2 separate regions of the Mus musculus genome follow, and region 2 is linked to region 1. Evidence: chromatin loops called from intact Hi-C (ENCODE). Cell type or tissue: heart. All regions are shown on one strand.

Region 1 (8,000 bases):
TAACAAGGTAGCTGATGCTGGAGCCGCTACACTGGTCCCCATGACGTCAGGGTTCCCCGGCAAGGAGAGGAGAGTGACAGTTAGTAGTTGTATCGCAGGCAGAATGGGAGTGTGAAGTGAGAGCAAGAAAGTTTGCAGTTAGTACCCTCAGCTCTCACCGTGTAGTCTGGCCAGTAGTTCCATCACCAAGACGAAACCAGCCTGCACATGGTGGGTAACTTACATGCGAGTCCCCGGTGCCTCATCTACTACCCAGTCCTGTTTGTAAGATCTGTTTCCTGAGCACTGTGCCCCTGCAGATTTAACTGATGGGCACTCATCCTTAGTCACAGCTGCCTGTCACCTGCACAGACACAGCAGCACTTCTATTCCCACATACCAATGGTTTCTTGGTTTGGTTTGGTTTGGTTTTGGGTCTTGAGACAGGATCTCAGTATGGAGTCCTGGCTGGCCTCGAACTCACGAAGATCCAGCTGCCTCTGCTTCTGAGTATGGGATTAAAGTGTGCATCATGAGGCCTGACAATAGTTTCTTCAATGGGGGGGATGTGGAGAATGCCATTTTCCCTGGAATAAGTCGAGGCTTCCAGCCAGTGGCCTGTCTTACGAGACCAGTGAAGACCATGCCACTATGGCGGAACTTCGTTTAAAACGTGACCTGTTGAGTGACTATAAGCTGACAGGATGTGGAAGATGATTGGTTCTTTTCTGTGCTCTTAACTTTTGTCTTCACTGCAAACTTTGCATGAGGAGATCGCAAGCCATGATTTCTCCTGCATGTCACAGTGTCCTCCATTTCTCGCCACCTGCAGAGTGTATGTGGCTCTCATCACCACTCAGGAGGAACACAAGCTCACAGCTGTTCTGTAAGTAGAAGAAAAGGCAGACTAAAGTCATATGTGCCCTTAACTAGGAACACTTCCCTTGGGTTCCTTCCTCTTTCTCATTTTAAGTAGTTTATGATATGTGCTATATAGTACATCTATAGAGAGGATAGATATACCCACAGCATTAGCACACAGATGTATACTTGAAATGGCCTTACAGAAGCTTGCGGAAACTGTCAGAACACAAAAGGGAAGAATGGTTGTGATGGGCTCATCACAGCTTTAAAGGGATTCAGGCTGTGGCAGCTGGAAAGGCCTGAGGGTGAGAGCTCCCCTCAGGGTATAACACTGCCTTATCTGCACTCAGGAGACAAAGTGGCCAGGACTAGGAACGGCAAGGCTCAGCCTCTTACAGATTTCCCCAGACTGTAAGACAGTGCTGCCAGCGAGCCCATACAGGACTTTTCACACTCAGAGCCCACAATGGCCCCTGCCTAGGGCTCTGCTCTAGCACCTACCCCTCTTGTTCCTCTGGCTTTCTTGTCTTCCTCCCCTCCCTACATGCTGGAATTATGTAGGCAAAGATAGTATTTAGTTTATTATTTTAATAATTTCATTTTTTTCACGTGTATGGGTGTTTTTGCCTGCATGTATGTATCTATGTGTTTCAAATGCGCATAGTACTAGCTGAGGGCAAAGGAGAGCTCCCAGCTTCCCTACAACTGGAGTTATCAATAGCTGTGAGCGGCCGTGTGGGTGCTGGGAATTGAACCTGTGGAAGAACAGCCAGTGTTCTTAATCACTGAGCCATCTCTCCAGCCCCCACATGCACTTTCAGTCTGGCATTTGACCACTAGCTGATACTATACAGCTAGAATATTAAATCTGTAATGGTATGCCATTAAAGAGTTTTTTGTGATAGATTTATAACATACAGTCTCACTATATAACTCCTACCTCCTATGTGCTAGGATTAAAGGCATGTGCTACCGTGCCCAGCCTTATGAAGTGGTTAAAAAATTGTTTTACTAATCCTTTGAGAATTTCATAGAACATGTTTTGGTTATGTTCACACCTACTCCCTCAGAAGTGATAGAGAAAATCTTTAGGGAAAAAAAGCTGGAATGATTTGCTGTTTATCGACAGAGTGGCTTGCTTTATGCATAGTGTGTGTGTGTGTGTGTGTGTGTGTGTGTGTGTGTGTGTGTGTGTGTATTTCCTATACACATATAGTGATGCTCGGCATCAGATATGCACTAAGCATGCAGTGAACATGCTTACATTTATCTTAGAAACAGTTTCATTTTAAAAGCAAGGAAGGGGGCTGGAGAGATGGCTCAGCGGTTAAGAGCACTGACTGCTCTTCCAGAGGTCCTGGGTTCAATTCCCAGCAACCACATGATGGCTCACAACCATCTGTAATGGGATCCAATGCCCCCTTCTGGTGTGACTGAAGACAGCAGCAGTGTACTCATATAAATAAAAATAAATAAATCTTTAAAAATAAACAAGCAAGGAAAAGATGCAGGAGAGGGATGCAGTTATGCGGTGTTTGTCTCCCCGTTTTTATCTTATGATTGTTGTAAGTGTTTATCTCTCCTAACCCCAAACTTTATGCTTCTTTAATTGTGTATATAAAGAAGTGGTTTTTCCCAGACTTTGGGCTTAGATAATTATTTCTGTCACTGTTGCACTTAGCATAAAATATCTTCACTTTTTGGCAAGTATTTATTTTTCTGAAATAACACCTCGGATGTAAACCCTCCTCCTTTATAAACACTATTATAAAGTTTAATCAGAGCCAAGTTACCTGGTTCCAGCTCTCCGACCATGTCTTGCTTTTCCATGTCAAGCTTTTCTTTGGTTTTGCTCGGGTTCCTGGAGTAATAGTTGTAAATCATTCCTGTTGTCTATGCAGTTGGCAGTTGGAACTTGATAAACTACTCCCCAGAGAGTTGGGGAGCAGTAAACAGAAGTGTATGGGGTGCCCCACAGACGTGTGTGCTCCACAGAAGTATGTGAGGTGCTCCACAGGAGTGTGTGAGGTGCTCCAAGAAGTGTGTGAGTGCTCCACAGAAGTGTATGTGGGTGCTCCATCGAAGTGTGTGAGTGTTCCACAGAAGGGTGTGAGTGCTCCAAGAAGTGTGTGTGGGTGCTTCACAGAAATGTGTGAAGTGCTCCACAGGAGTGTGAGTGCTCCAAGAAGTGTGTGTGGGTGCTCCACAGAAATGTGTGAGGTGCTCCACAGGAGTGTGTGAGTGCTCCACAGAAGTGTATGTGGGTGCTCCATAGAAGTGTGTGAGTGCTCCACAGAAGGGTGTGAGTGCTCCAAGAAGTGTGTGTGGGTGTTCCACAGAAATGTGTGAGGTGCTCTACAGAAGTATGTGAGTGCTCCAAGAAGTGTGGGTGGGTACTCCACAGAAGTGTGTGAGGTGCTCCACAGGAGTGTGTGAGTGCTCCAAGAAGTGTGGGTGGGTACTCCACAGAAGTGTGTGAGGTGCTCCACAGGAGTGTGTGAGTGCTCCAAGAAGTGTGTGTGGGTGCTCAATCTAAGGACTGCCCATCTTTTTACACTTTTATTAGTTTGAAGAGGGCAGGGTTTTCTTTTCCTGTGTTTCAAGTTATTTGAACCTTACACTGGATCTGTGGTTTTCTAGAAATTGATTTATTTGTTCTAACAGTGAGGCTGACTAGAAGTATGAAGCCAGGTGTGTGTTCTGTCAGGGCTGCCTACATCCTACTGTCTCAGAATGGGGGTGTGTGGGTGGGGCTGTGACAGAGGGGCTGTTGCAGGGGGTAAATCATAGAAGTCCAGCCCTGGGGAGGCACACCGCCACTGGAAGGTGCTCAGACTGAGTCCTGCTCATTTTCATAGGATCAGACTTGTTTTCTATTAGACTGTTACAAAGTACTTTCTGTAAATCCTCCCTCTGAGAGTTGGCTGGCATGTAACGTGAGGAAGGCCCCAGGGGAGCCCCGGCCCACGAGCTTGTGAGGACAGACCCCCATGGCACAAGAGGAGCAGCCCGGGCACAGTGGGACACTCCCACCTGACCCTGTGAAGTCCAGGGTGGCCTTGAACTTCTCACCAGCAGAGCTCACCCCAACCCAGAGCCTCTGCTGGGGTCAAGGGAGTGGTGTAATTTTAAAAAGAAAGAGCTTGGGTTTATTTGTTGACATATGAAAATGTATGCAGAGCTTGCAAAGGTGAAGAGCGCCCTTTACCAAATGAGGGGAAAGAGGCATGATGCAGGAATGTCCTCTTGGCAGGGCTCTGGAAGCCCAGCCAGCGGTTTAGAAAAATAACTCATACGCCAGTTAAGGGAGCTCTGACTCCAGACACATTTGTCCAAACAAGGAGATAAGGCAGAGAGGCTTTCAGCACACTCAGTAAGAAAGTATACAAACCGCCCTGCCAGGAGCCGCGCCAAGAAGGTCCACGCGGAGTCAAGTGGGAAAGGGGACTTGGCATGGGGACTTGTTTTTAAAGAGCATTTTAGCTTTAAGACCCCTACACATGGCCTAAGTCAGACTCGTTCTAGGTAGAAGGTTTGTGGCACCCAGGAGGAGATTGTCTGGTAGGTGTCATGCCGCCCGCCGCTAAGGCTGCCCGGAAGGCCAGGCCCCCTGTCCCAGGCCTGCAGTGTGAAACTGCACACAGCTGTGCCTTCTTCCTGTTCTCCACACCACACTCTTAGCTGTCACATGTGCTCTGTGCTAGCCTCACTCGAGGGGCTGTGCAGTTTCTTGCGCACCCCCTCCCACTGCCTCCCCAACTTGCTTTCATCTCTCAACTCAAAGCAGATTGGCTTCCCTCTCTATTTCAGTCCCTGTGGGCCACAACCTGCAGTTGGGGCAGGATGCCAGCAGGTGGCAGTAGTGTCAAAACCAAAGGCCTCACCTAAGCTGTCCATGTGCTAGCTCCAAGAGAGCATCCCTGACATTTATACTCAGTTCTCCAGTTACCAGTTCTATTAGTAACTCACGATTAACAAATAATAATGACAGCAAGAAAACATCCGCTTAAACTGTTCAGATGCCGGGCAACAGAGAGTCAGAGGCAGATGCACCTCTGAATTTGGGGCAGCCAGGACTACATAGAGAGACCCTTACTCAAAAAAATACTCATTCTGATTTGATTTTGTTATGTAATAACTTTGTTTCATTTTACTTGTTTTGTTTTTGGTTTTTATGGTTTTTGTTTGTTTGTTTGTTTTGAGACAGAGTGTCATGTAGCCCAGGCTAGCCTCCAACTGGTTGTGAAGTCCAGGATGGCCTTGAACTTCAGATCTTCTTTCCCCCGCCTAAGTGTTGGGATTGCAGGTGGCACCACAATGCCAAACTGTGTTTTGTAAATAGAAGGGTGGTATGTGTGTGTGTGTGTGTGTGTGCGCACACACGTCAAGGCCAGGGACAACCTCAGGTGCCACTCAAGCATCCACCATCTGTGACGTTATAGAACTCAGCAAGTGTCTCCAGGGAGCCCTTTGTCATGGATTTTTAAAGAAAAAGTAGCATTGTCATTTGTTTTCAGAGGTACACGGAAGAGGAATGTTAAAAAAGAAAGACAGGCCACCAGTGCCAGGGGCTCCTAGTCTTCAGAATACATCCTTAGGTGGGCTTCTCACAAATTGTGCTTGTCACAGCTCCAACTTAAGGGTCAGCAGGAGGCCTGGTGCCTCTGGCTGCTTACCCAGCTCTGACCAGAGGTCTGCTGCCTGTCATGGCTCCAATGATCTCCATGTCCCACTTAATCCCTTACCAAGCAGAAGGCTCTCCTGTAGTTAAAAGCTGTTACCATGACACCTGAGGAAAGGAGAAAGCAGGCCCTGCTCTGTCCTCAGGCCTAAACTACCCACTTTGCTCAGTTTTCAGGAATTCTGAGCTCTTCGTGACACAGTAACCTTGTCGTTTTTAATGTCTTCCTGTATATATTGTGTGCATCCAAGAGCATGGTCAGGGGTCAGGGTCAGGAGTGGGTTCCAGCGTGTGGGTCTCGGGGATAGAATTTGGTTCACTAAGCTTGGCAGCAGTGGCTTTCCTTGCTGGGCTGTCCTGTCAGCCCCTGAATCTCTCCTTCAGAACTGCAGGTCAGATCCTGTGACATCTCTTTCAAACAGTGTTTCTTGTAACCCACGTTTCCCGTCCTGTTACAGATGTGGAAACAGCCCTTGAGAGAACATAAGCACACACATTGCCTATATGTGATAGAGACCAGAGTCTAGACTTTCTAGACTAGGATGGGTACAGGCTGGGGCTCTAATTACAAAGACCCTAACTTAGACTGTGGCCCTTGGAGTATTTTGAAACAAAATAGAAATCCGTATTGAGTGAGCTGTAGGTCTCCTTGGGCTTTTACCACTGGAGGGTGTAGAACTTGTTATCTCAGAAGAACCCAGGACTGGTGATGGCATTGCTGAGCACCTGGAGCCTGTGATGCCTAAGTGGCCATGCTGAGGAATGAGGTAGGTAAATGACAGTGTATTGATGAAATGTGAGATGCGCTGTAGCCATAAAGTGTTCGAATGCTTTTCTCCGAGTTTTATTTTCAAGCTTCTTACTGATTTTGTATGTGCTGGTGTTTATAGGTCTCAAGTATGCCACAGTGTTTAGTCTGTAGTAGCTTTTCCCTGCACTTAGACAGTCAGGCCCGTAAGGAGTAGGACTCACAGACAGGCCCCACCATTCTGTGCTTGCTTTATTTTAATTTTTAGTCGTGATTGTTTATTTATTTTATACTATTTGTGTGTGGGCATGTATCTATACTATACATATATGTGGGGGTGGGGTGGGTGTATTGAGAATATTCTCTCCCAAATAGCAAGGCTACTTGTACAGTCTCATACGCCTGTGTGCTTTGGGACTCCATGCCCTGTTTTGGGCCCCTACTCTCTTTATCAGTTCCCTTGGTTCTTTATCTCAGGAAAAGAATGAGCTGCACTGAGAGCCCATCCAGAGCCCCGCTGCTCACCTTGGAGGCTTCGGATCTGTTGGGGATTGGTTCTAATTGTGAATCTGTGTGTCCAAACGCTGAAGGTCCTTGTCCCCAATTGGTTTTTGACTGATCAGTAAAGAACCAATGGCCAAGCTTGGCAGGTAGACTGAGGTAAGACTTTTAGAGTTGTGTGGGCTAGGAGAAAACAAAGAACAAAGATGGCTATGACAGGGAAGAAGAAAGACCAGACCTAAAGGCCTGGACACGTGAGAATCAGGGAGAGTGGCCACATGAGCCACTTCCCCAATTGTGTTTGGGGTAGCAGAGATGAAATATAGGTTTTAAAAGATTTCAACACAGAAATACCAGAGGGGGGTGTTTGCTAGCAGCAGGAAGGATAAGAACTGCCCAGTCATTAAGCTAGTCAAGGCATATTAAAATTACCTGGTGTGTGTGTGTTTCATTCGAGAATCCAGATAGCTCTTGGGCGGGTATGTACATGTGATCGATCCGTCAGGAACATTAAGCAGTTTAACTATGGCTACGCGTATCTGTTTCATAGAATTGGGTGGGAGTTGGTGCACTAAGTAATCCCAGTTGTCAGGACAACTTCAAAGGGGCAGAGATAGCCTGTGTTCTGTGTTCGGGGCGTGTGTGTGTGTGTGTGTGTGTGTGTGTGTGTGTGTGTGTGTGTGTGTAAGAGACGTTGGCACTAGGAATCCCATGCAGGGCCTTGCACACACCACCTATGCTCACGCTCACCAACTGAGCTGCTCCTGCTCCCGCTCCCGCTCCTGCAGTCTGTTTATTCCTCTGTTGCCCTTTAACATAGAGTGTTGCATCTTGCCTTTTATAAGCAGATAGTGACTGTTTATATACCACAGATTAACAGTTTATAACACAGAATCCTGGAAAGTGACACCTCTGCCCCCTTGATCCTTCCGTCCACCTTCCTTTCTGAGGGAGTTACTTCTCATCACTGTGTACAAATAAAAATAGCGTTGAGTGACCCAGCACTCGGGCTAGGCAGAGTCCAACAGCAGGAGATAGAGTGGGATCCTTCTTTAGAAAACAAAACAAAAACAGAAAGAAAAAATAGCTTCAATCCTACGATAAGAGTAGGTGGGTGTGTGGGTGGAGGAAGGTGTTTTCTCATCAGTGGGAGGTGGGCGTGTGGCCACTTCCTCCAGAGCCACCCAGTTCTCAGAAGCTGTCCTCCTTGTGCCCTTAGATTGAGAC
Region 2 (8,000 bases), 460 kb after region 1:
GTCTATGCTGAGAACACTCTCAGGTGTGCATGCGCGTGTAGGTCAAGAGAACAACTTTCGGGAGAGTTGGTTCTCTCCTTCCACTGTGGGTTCTGGAATGAACTCAGGTGTTACCCACTGAGCTATCTTGCCAGGCTGCAATTTCTATTTTTTTTTTTAAATTATCTTTTAGTTTTGACGATTTCTTTATTTTCTATTTATATAAATACACTGTCACTGTCTTCACACACACATCCGATCCCATTACAGATGGTTGTAAGCCACCATATGGTTGCTGAGAATTGAATTCAGGACCTCTGGCAGAGCAGTCAGTGCTCTTAACTACTGAGCCATCTCCCCAGACCTGAAAATTGTATTTCAAGGTCTAAAACCAGACATGCTGGTGTCACTCACTAGACTAATCTAGAAACCCAGGAAGAAGGAAAGAAACAGAAGGAATGCAGAACAAAATGAAGCTGGTGAGAACTGAAGGAATTCCTTGTCTGTCTTCATGTAGAATCAACACAGGCCCCAGTGGGAACATTGTATGAGTCAACCCAGCTGTGTAATCCATCTATCCTGTTATAATTCAAATGGCCTCCTTCTCATTACTGACTTGAGACTGTGCCCTCCTAGTTTGAACTCTTTGAGTCTAAAGTTTTTTTGTTGCTATTTATTTTTGAACGGGATCACACTGGGGCCTGAACCAGTCACAATCCTCTTGCCTGTTATTATACTCAGTAATAAGATTCATAGCCTATTTACAAAGCAATCTCCAATGGCCCTAGGTCCAATTTGCCATTGTGCTCTTAAATTTTTTTTTCCTTTTATTGAACGTACATTTTGGGGGCTGGAGAGACTGCTTAGCGGTTAAGAGCACTGACTGCTCTTCCAAAGGTCCTGAGTTCAAATCCCAGCAATCACATGGTGGTTCACAACCACCTGTAATGAGATCTGACACCCTCTTCTGGCGCATCTGAAGACAGCTACAGTGTACTTACATATAATAAATAAATCAATCTTTAAAAAAAAAAGAAAGAAAGAAAGTACATTTTGGGGGTTGGAGAGATGGTTCAGTGGTTAAGGGCACTGGCTGCTCTTCCAGAGGTCTTAGGTTTGATTCTCAGCACCCACTTGGTGGCTCACAAGTTCTAGGGGATATAGGCATAACACCATATACATAAAATAAAATTCCCCTCCTCACATATTATATCCTGATTACAGTTTCTCCTCCCCCTAGTCCTCCCCACCTCTCATCCCATCTGGATCCACACCTTTCCTGTCAATATGAAACAGGCTTCTAAAGGATAATTAAAATAGAACTAATACATCAGAATCAGAGAAAACAGACGGAAGGGGAAGAGCCCAAGAGAGAGTGTAAGAATCAAAGCCTCATGTTGGCACACTTGGGAATGCCATAAAAACACTAAACTGGAAGCCATAATATATACACAAAGGAACTTTAGGGTAAAAGGAGGTTAAAAAAAAAAAAAAGGCAGGACTCTGACATGACATTTCAAGAGCAGGAACCTCTAAGGTTGTATTGGCCATCCACTGCTGGCCATTCAGTCTACCATCGCAAATGTTTTTCAAGTGAGCCTTCCCTGGAGAGAGAATTTACTTTTTCAAGTGGTTATCAGTTGGAGATAGTGGCTGGATTAAGGATGGGGATAGCTGTCTACTTCTTTGGGCTCTAGGAGCTTATCGGTGAAGATCCACACAGGCTCTGTGCATGCTGCCTCAGTTCACTGAGTTCACATATTTATCGATCTTTTTTGCTTTGGAGGGCCTTGTTTTCTCCGTGCCCTTCATCCCTTTTGCTCTTACTCTTTCTGCCTCTGCTCCTTTGGGGTTCCCTAAGGGGAGGGTTTCATATTCACCCATTTAGGGCTCACTGTTCCAAGGTCTTGGACGCTCCTCTGTATACTTTTTTTTTCTTTTGTTTTTTTCAATCAGGGTTTCTCTGTGCAGTCCTGGAACTCACTCTGTAGACCAGGCTGGCCTTGAACTCAGAGATCCATCTGCCACTGCCTCCCTAGTGCTGTGGTTAAAAGTGTCCGAAGTCCAAACTCCAAACCTTCACACTTTAGTCACTATCTCCTCAGGAAATTCTTCTCCACACTGCAGAACGTGGTTCTGTAGCACTCTATACAGACATTCCTATCATGGCACCAGACATCAGATAGTCTCTGTACAGGACATGTATCCCAGGGCTGAGTTTGTTTAGGACAAATTCAGTAACTTACACATACTTGGAACTTAAGCTAAACTGAAGAGCGACTGGGGGTATTGATGGTTGAGGACTTGCCAAGTTGGGAATCTTGTCAGTGGGAAGGCCCTCCATTCCTGAACTCTAAGTTACCAGAGCTGAGTCATGGAGTGGCAGGGAAGTCACTGTGAGGCCAACGTTAAGTCATAACTGTAACACGTGTAGGCATTGACAGGGAGAACAGTGAGTGGGGGGCAGGTCTAGGGAACTCTCCACGCGGGTGTGGGGCAGGAACAGGCACTAGGGAGCAGACCCCACTTTTAAGCTTCCCGCAGGACCTGTTAGGAAGAGAAGATGCTTAGTAACTAGTTAGCTAAGAACCAAACGCCCTGTTACCCCCAAGGGACACAAGGCCACCGGGCCTCGCAGCGTCAACCGCCCCTTTTAAGTCATTTCAGTCTTCTGAGCACCATCTTTTAGACCTGCACAGTCTGATAAGCCACTGTCATCGTGACCAGCCTCAGATCCACAGGACAGGGACCGTCCCAGCCGAAGGAGATGACCCGCGCCGTCTGAGCAATCGCATCCGGGCCCGCGCCCCAGCCTCAGGGCACAGCATCCTCCCTCCATTCCTCCCAGCCCGAGGCCTCCGGGGCGAGCTCGCGGAAGGCACGGCCGGAAGGGGCGGGCACTGCGCCCAGCGAGCCCTCCGCGCCATGGCTTCTCGTGGCGTCGTGGGCCTTTTCTTGCTCTCTGCTCTCCCTCTCTTGTGTCTGGAGCTCCGGCGCGGGATCCCGAGTCTCGGTAAGTGTTGCCTTTCTCCTCTCGGTGCTCCCAGCTGGAGTGTTGTCACCTGAGCGGCGCGGACCTCCGCGCGCTTTTGACTACAATCCCCAGAATCCATCGCGCCCGCCCCTCTTCCGGAACCGCCTCCATTTCCGCGGGAAAAAGTTCTCTTGATCTCTGGCCAGGGTCGGCTTGGAAAGGGACCCGAGTGAGAAGCGCAGGGACAGATAGGAACTGTTTCGCCTCTAAGAGTAATGAGAGCCGGAAGTAAATAAGCTGATAGCTGAGCCATGTTTCAGGTGAAAGCCTTTGTGTCATGATCAAGGAATGGATGAAAGGGAGTCCCCAAGTACCATTTCTGAGAATCTTATTCTAAGTCAGACCCTGTTTGCAATCTCACTCTCCACTACTGCCACAACGACTTGTAGGTACTGTTAGCCTAAAAAACAGCGCTCTGCCCCAGAGCAGGTCAGAGTTTATTTTGGAATCGAATCTAAATGTCCGTGGTGTTCTGAGAATACGGATTTGGGTTACTTCAAATTCTCGGTTCCACGGTTCCAAAAGTTTTTATTGTAACAGCCAAAAAAATGTCACAAAACACCTTAAATATATGTAGGTCCATCAGGGAGATGAGTTACAGCAACGTGTAGGAAAACCTCTCGCAGAGGGCTCAGGTGCTCACAAAATAAACTTTTGGATTGGTAGAAGGTTGTGGGCTAAGTTAATATATTGTGTAGGTTCCATGTGATAGGCATAGTTAGGTCAGGCATATAGGTGAACAATGAGTGACTATTAAGTGGGCTAATTAAAGCCCATAATAATCCATGGTTAGGCTCTGGACCTGCAACATTTGAACCATTCCATAGTCTAAAAAGTTCTTATCAGTTAATCACCTTCTGTAGAACATAAAAGTAAGGGGATACTTGAGTTTACAGTACTGTTAAAATCTTTACATTTGAGAGCACTGTGATTTATTGAGGACGATCAGTGACTAATTGGAGGTGGTTTTGATTTTTTTTTAAGATTTATTTATTATATGTAAGTACACACAGTAGCTGTCTTCAGACACACCAGAAGAGGGCGTTAGATCTCATTATGAATGGTTGTGGGCCACCATGTGGTTGCTGGGAATTGAACTTAGGACCTTTGGAAGAGCAGTCAGTGCTCTTAACTGCTTAGCCATCTCTCCAGCTCTTTCCTTTCTTTTTCTTTCTTTCTTTCTTTCTTTCTTTCTTTTCTTTTCTTTTCTTTTCTTTTCTTTTCTTTTCTTTTCTTTTCTTTTCTTTTCTTTTCTTTTCTTTTCTTTTCTTTTCTTTTCTTTTCTTTTCTTTTCTTTTCTTTTTCTAGAGTTTTTCTGTGTAACAGCCCGTGGTGCCCTGGAATCACTTTATAGAGCAGGCTGGTCTTGAGCTCATAGAGATTCACCTGCCTCTGCCTCCCCAGTGCTGGGATTGAAGGTGTGCATCATCACTACCCTGCATGGTTTTTATTATTATGTGTGTCTTTTGAGTCTTCAATTAGCTTAGGTTAGCCTGTGTCTTGAAGCAAACCTCCTGCCTCATGTTTTCAGGTCCTATAGTAACCCATAGTTTTTTTTCTCTCTCTCTCTTTTTTTTTTGTTGTTTTATCGAGACAGGGTTTCTCTGTGTAGCCCTGACTGTCCTGGAACTCACTTTGTAGACCAGGTTGGCGTCAAACTCAGAAATTCGCCTGCCTCTGCCTCCCGCCCCTAGTTTTTTAAAGGGCCATTCTGGATTCTGTGTGGAGAATGCTTTGGAATGGAGCTATAGTGCAGAGTAGTGAGCCAAGTTAGAGTTTGCTGTAGTGAATAGTTACAGGGATGGCTTAGACTGGGGCAACAGAAGGAATATGAATGAATTGTGGACAGAGTTGAGATACGGTGAAGCAGAAACAAAAGCCCGCAGGTTAGTCTCCATGTCTGCCTCCCTCCTTAAGCACACTTTGTGTGGTGTGTTGTTGTTGGGTTTTGTTTGTTTGTATTTTGAGACAGGGTTTCTCTGTGTAGCTGGCTGACCTGGAACTCACTCTGTAGACCAGACTAGCCTGGAATTCAGAGATCAGCCTACCTCTGCTTCTTTTTTTTTTTTTTTTTTTTTTGGTTTTTTGAGACAGGGTTTCTCTGTGTAGCCCAGGCAGTCCTGGAATTCACTCTGTAGACCAGGTCAAACTCAGAAATCCGCTTGCCTCTGCCTTTTAAGTGCTAGGATTAAAGGAATATGTCATCACTGCCCAGACTCTAAAGTGAATGGCCAAGCTAAAGTTCTTTTTCCTCCAGCCTGCCTCCTCCTGGACAAGGAGTCAGATGCCCTGAAACATGCCCAAGAGAAGTGAAAATGAAATGATCTTTGAAAAGCTACATTAGGGGCTGGAGAGATGGCTCCCTGGTTAAGAGCACTGGCTGCTCTTCCAATGGACTCCCATTCAATTCCCAGAACACACATAGCAACTCAAACCTGTCTATAACTCCGGTTCCAGAGGAAACCAACACCCTCACATAGACATACATTGCAGGCAAAACTAATATACATAGAATAAAAATAATTTGAAAAAAGCTAGATTGGAGTATATAAAGACTTTTTAAGCTTAAGCTTCTTCTTTTTGTCTTTTCTTTTTTTAAAGAAGGTTTATTTATTACATAAGTACACTGACTTCAGACACACCAGAAGAGAGTGTCAGATCCCATTAGAGATGGTTGTGAGCCACCATGTGGTTGTTGGGATTTGAACTCAGGACCTTTGGAAGAGCAATCAGTGCTCTTATCCTCTGAGCCATCTCACCAGCCCACCCCCTTTTTTTTACTTTTTTTTTTTTTTTCGTTCGAGACAGGGTTTCTCTGTGTAGCCCTGGCTGTCCTGGAACTCACTTTGTAGACCAGGCTAGCCTCGAACTCAGAAATCCACCTGCCTCTGCCTCCCAAGTGTTGGGATCAAAGGTGTGCGCTACCACCGCCCGGCTAGTTTTATGCATTATTAATGCTCATAATATTTCCTTATGCAGCTGAACACTATGTGTTCCTAAAATAGGATGCTTCTTCTAGAATGATTCTCTGACAGTTTGTTGTGGTAGTGACCACCATGTTGAACTTCAGAGCCCTGGAAGACTTAGGAAACCAATCAGGAGGCTTGTATCATTTAGTATCTAACTCTGCTTTCTAGTGCAAACAATCTGCCCTTTATTAGTAGTACCAAGGAAAGAGAAACTTTCTTTTAAAGAAACATGTTTAATTATTTTTTTTATTCTTAAGGCATTAAAGATCTCATTTTGCTGAGTGGCCGGATATTCCTACTGCTGGCCCTGCTTACCTTAGTCATTTCCGTGACCACCTCCTGGTTTAACTCACTGAAACCTTCGCAAGGTCATCTGAAAGGTAAGTGTACCCCCCCCCTAAAAAAAAGTAACCTTTTCTACTCAAATTTTTTCTTTTGTTTATTCTACAGCAAGAACTGGTTTATCACTGATTTATTATGTGTAATAATTTCAAGTGGGAGCCTGTTCTTTCCTTAGGCTCTCTCCTAACACGTGGGTTTCAAGGATGACTAAGGTCTTAGGTTTGGCAGCAAGTGTCTTTACCCACTGAGCCATCTCACCAGCCCTAGGAGCTTCAAAAGCCCTGGATAGAGAGGTGGGGTGGTAAAGAAAACTGGCCGGGGCTGGCAAGATGGCTCAGTGGTTAAGAGCACCCAACTGCTCTTCCGAAGGTCCCGAGTTCAAATCCCAGCAACCACATGGTGGCACACAACCATCCGTAACGAAATCTGATGCCCTCTTCTGGAGTGTCTGAAGACAGCTACAGTGTACTTACATATAATAAATAAATAAATCTTAAAAAAAAAAAAAAAAAAAAAAAGAGAGAACTGGCCGCTCTTCCAGAAGCCGGAGCTACAGTCCCAGCACCCAAGGTGTTTAACTGATCCTGGGGATCTGACATCTGACTCCCTCTTCTGGCCTCTGTGGGCACTGCATGCACGTGGTACATAGACATACATGCAGACAGAACACTCACAGACATACATAACGTTTTAAACAAAAACAAAACAACAACAACAAAAAGCCAGTTTTTTTGTTTTTTTGTTTTTTTTTTTTAGCATTTCATTCTTTTTTTTAGGGGGGTGGGGTGGAGACAGGGTTTCTCTGTAGCCCTGGCTGTCCTGGAACTCTGTACTCACTGTACTCTGCCTCTGCCTCCCAATGCTGGGATTAAAGGTATGTGCCACCACTGCCTGGCAATTTATGGGTTTTTTAAAAAGAATAATTTATTCATTTTTGTTATTTTATTATTATTATTTTTATGTGCATTGATGTTTTTCCTGCCTTTGTTCGTGTGAGGGTGTCAGATCCCTGGAACTGGACTCACAAGACAGTTGTGAGCTGCCAAGTGGGTTTTGGGGATTGAACCCAGGACCTCTGGAAGAGCAGCCAGTTCTCTTAACCCCTGAGCCATCTCCAGCCCTTGCTTTTGTTTTTTTAAGATAGGCTCTCAGATAGCCCAGGGTGGCTTGTTATTTACTGTCTAGTTGAGGGTGACTTTGAACTTCTGATCTTCCTGCCTCCACGTCCTGCCTGCTGAGATTACAGATCTGCACCAACACAGTTGGTAGTGTGTGGTGCTGAGGATCCAAGCCAAGGCCTGTGGGTTAGGCCAGCATTATACTGACCAAGCTACACCCTTCAACCTGTGATTTACTGCTTTTAAAATATAAGTAAATACAACGAATGGTGCAAAGCTCTTATAGCTCTTTCACATCAGCCCTGTAGAAAACATAATTGCAAAAGATTATTCAACCCAATAATATATGGCAGTGTGGGTGCTTTGGTGAGTTCCAGTCATAGATTTTGGACTTTTCTCAGCTTTGATCTCTCATACTTCAAATGACTCAATTCGGATATTCAACCAAAACATTGTGATTTTCCGTTGGGGATTTTGTATGGATGTGTTTTCAGTGCTTGCTGTGAACTTAGCTGTAGAAGTATGAAGAGCACGGGGTGCCCTGCTTTCAGTCCTTAG

Evidence for each region. A loop is a pair of places that touch in the nucleus more often than their neighbours do. Peaks named below come from ENCODE experiments on the same cell type or tissue, not always from the same donor. Only the 100,000 strongest peaks of a DNase experiment are listed, where the experiment ranks them.
Region 2: a loop joins it to region 1, with 2.3 times the contacts of the local background. A loop is called at or near these places in 3 of 42 quality-filtered maps.

The regions. Positions count from the first base shown.
Region 1 is chr8:34,097,851-34,105,850 of GRCm38, reverse strand. The region is part of intron 2 of Dctn6 (dynactin 6); the gene reads left to right. Among named protein-coding and RNA genes, the nearest start is that of Dctn6, 6.9 kb to the left of the region's middle. In heart, a CTCF peak has its summit at 4,684 (motif pointing right); DNase peaks (open chromatin) are centred at 3,830, 4,200 and 4,640; H3K4me3 peaks cover 499 bases; H3K27ac peaks cover 3,920 bases.
Region 2 is chr8:33,636,842-33,644,841 of GRCm38, reverse strand. It overlaps Ubxn8 (UBX domain protein 8), which reads left to right and starts at 2,866. Exons shown (of 8, transcript NM_178648.2): 1 at 2,866-2,992; 2 at 6,240-6,362. The coding sequence starts at 2,905. In heart, CTCF peaks have their summits at 4,045 (motif pointing right) and 6,938 (motif pointing left); DNase peaks (open chromatin) are centred at 2,861 and 3,111; H3K4me3 peaks cover 1,931 bases; H3K27ac peaks cover 1,927 bases.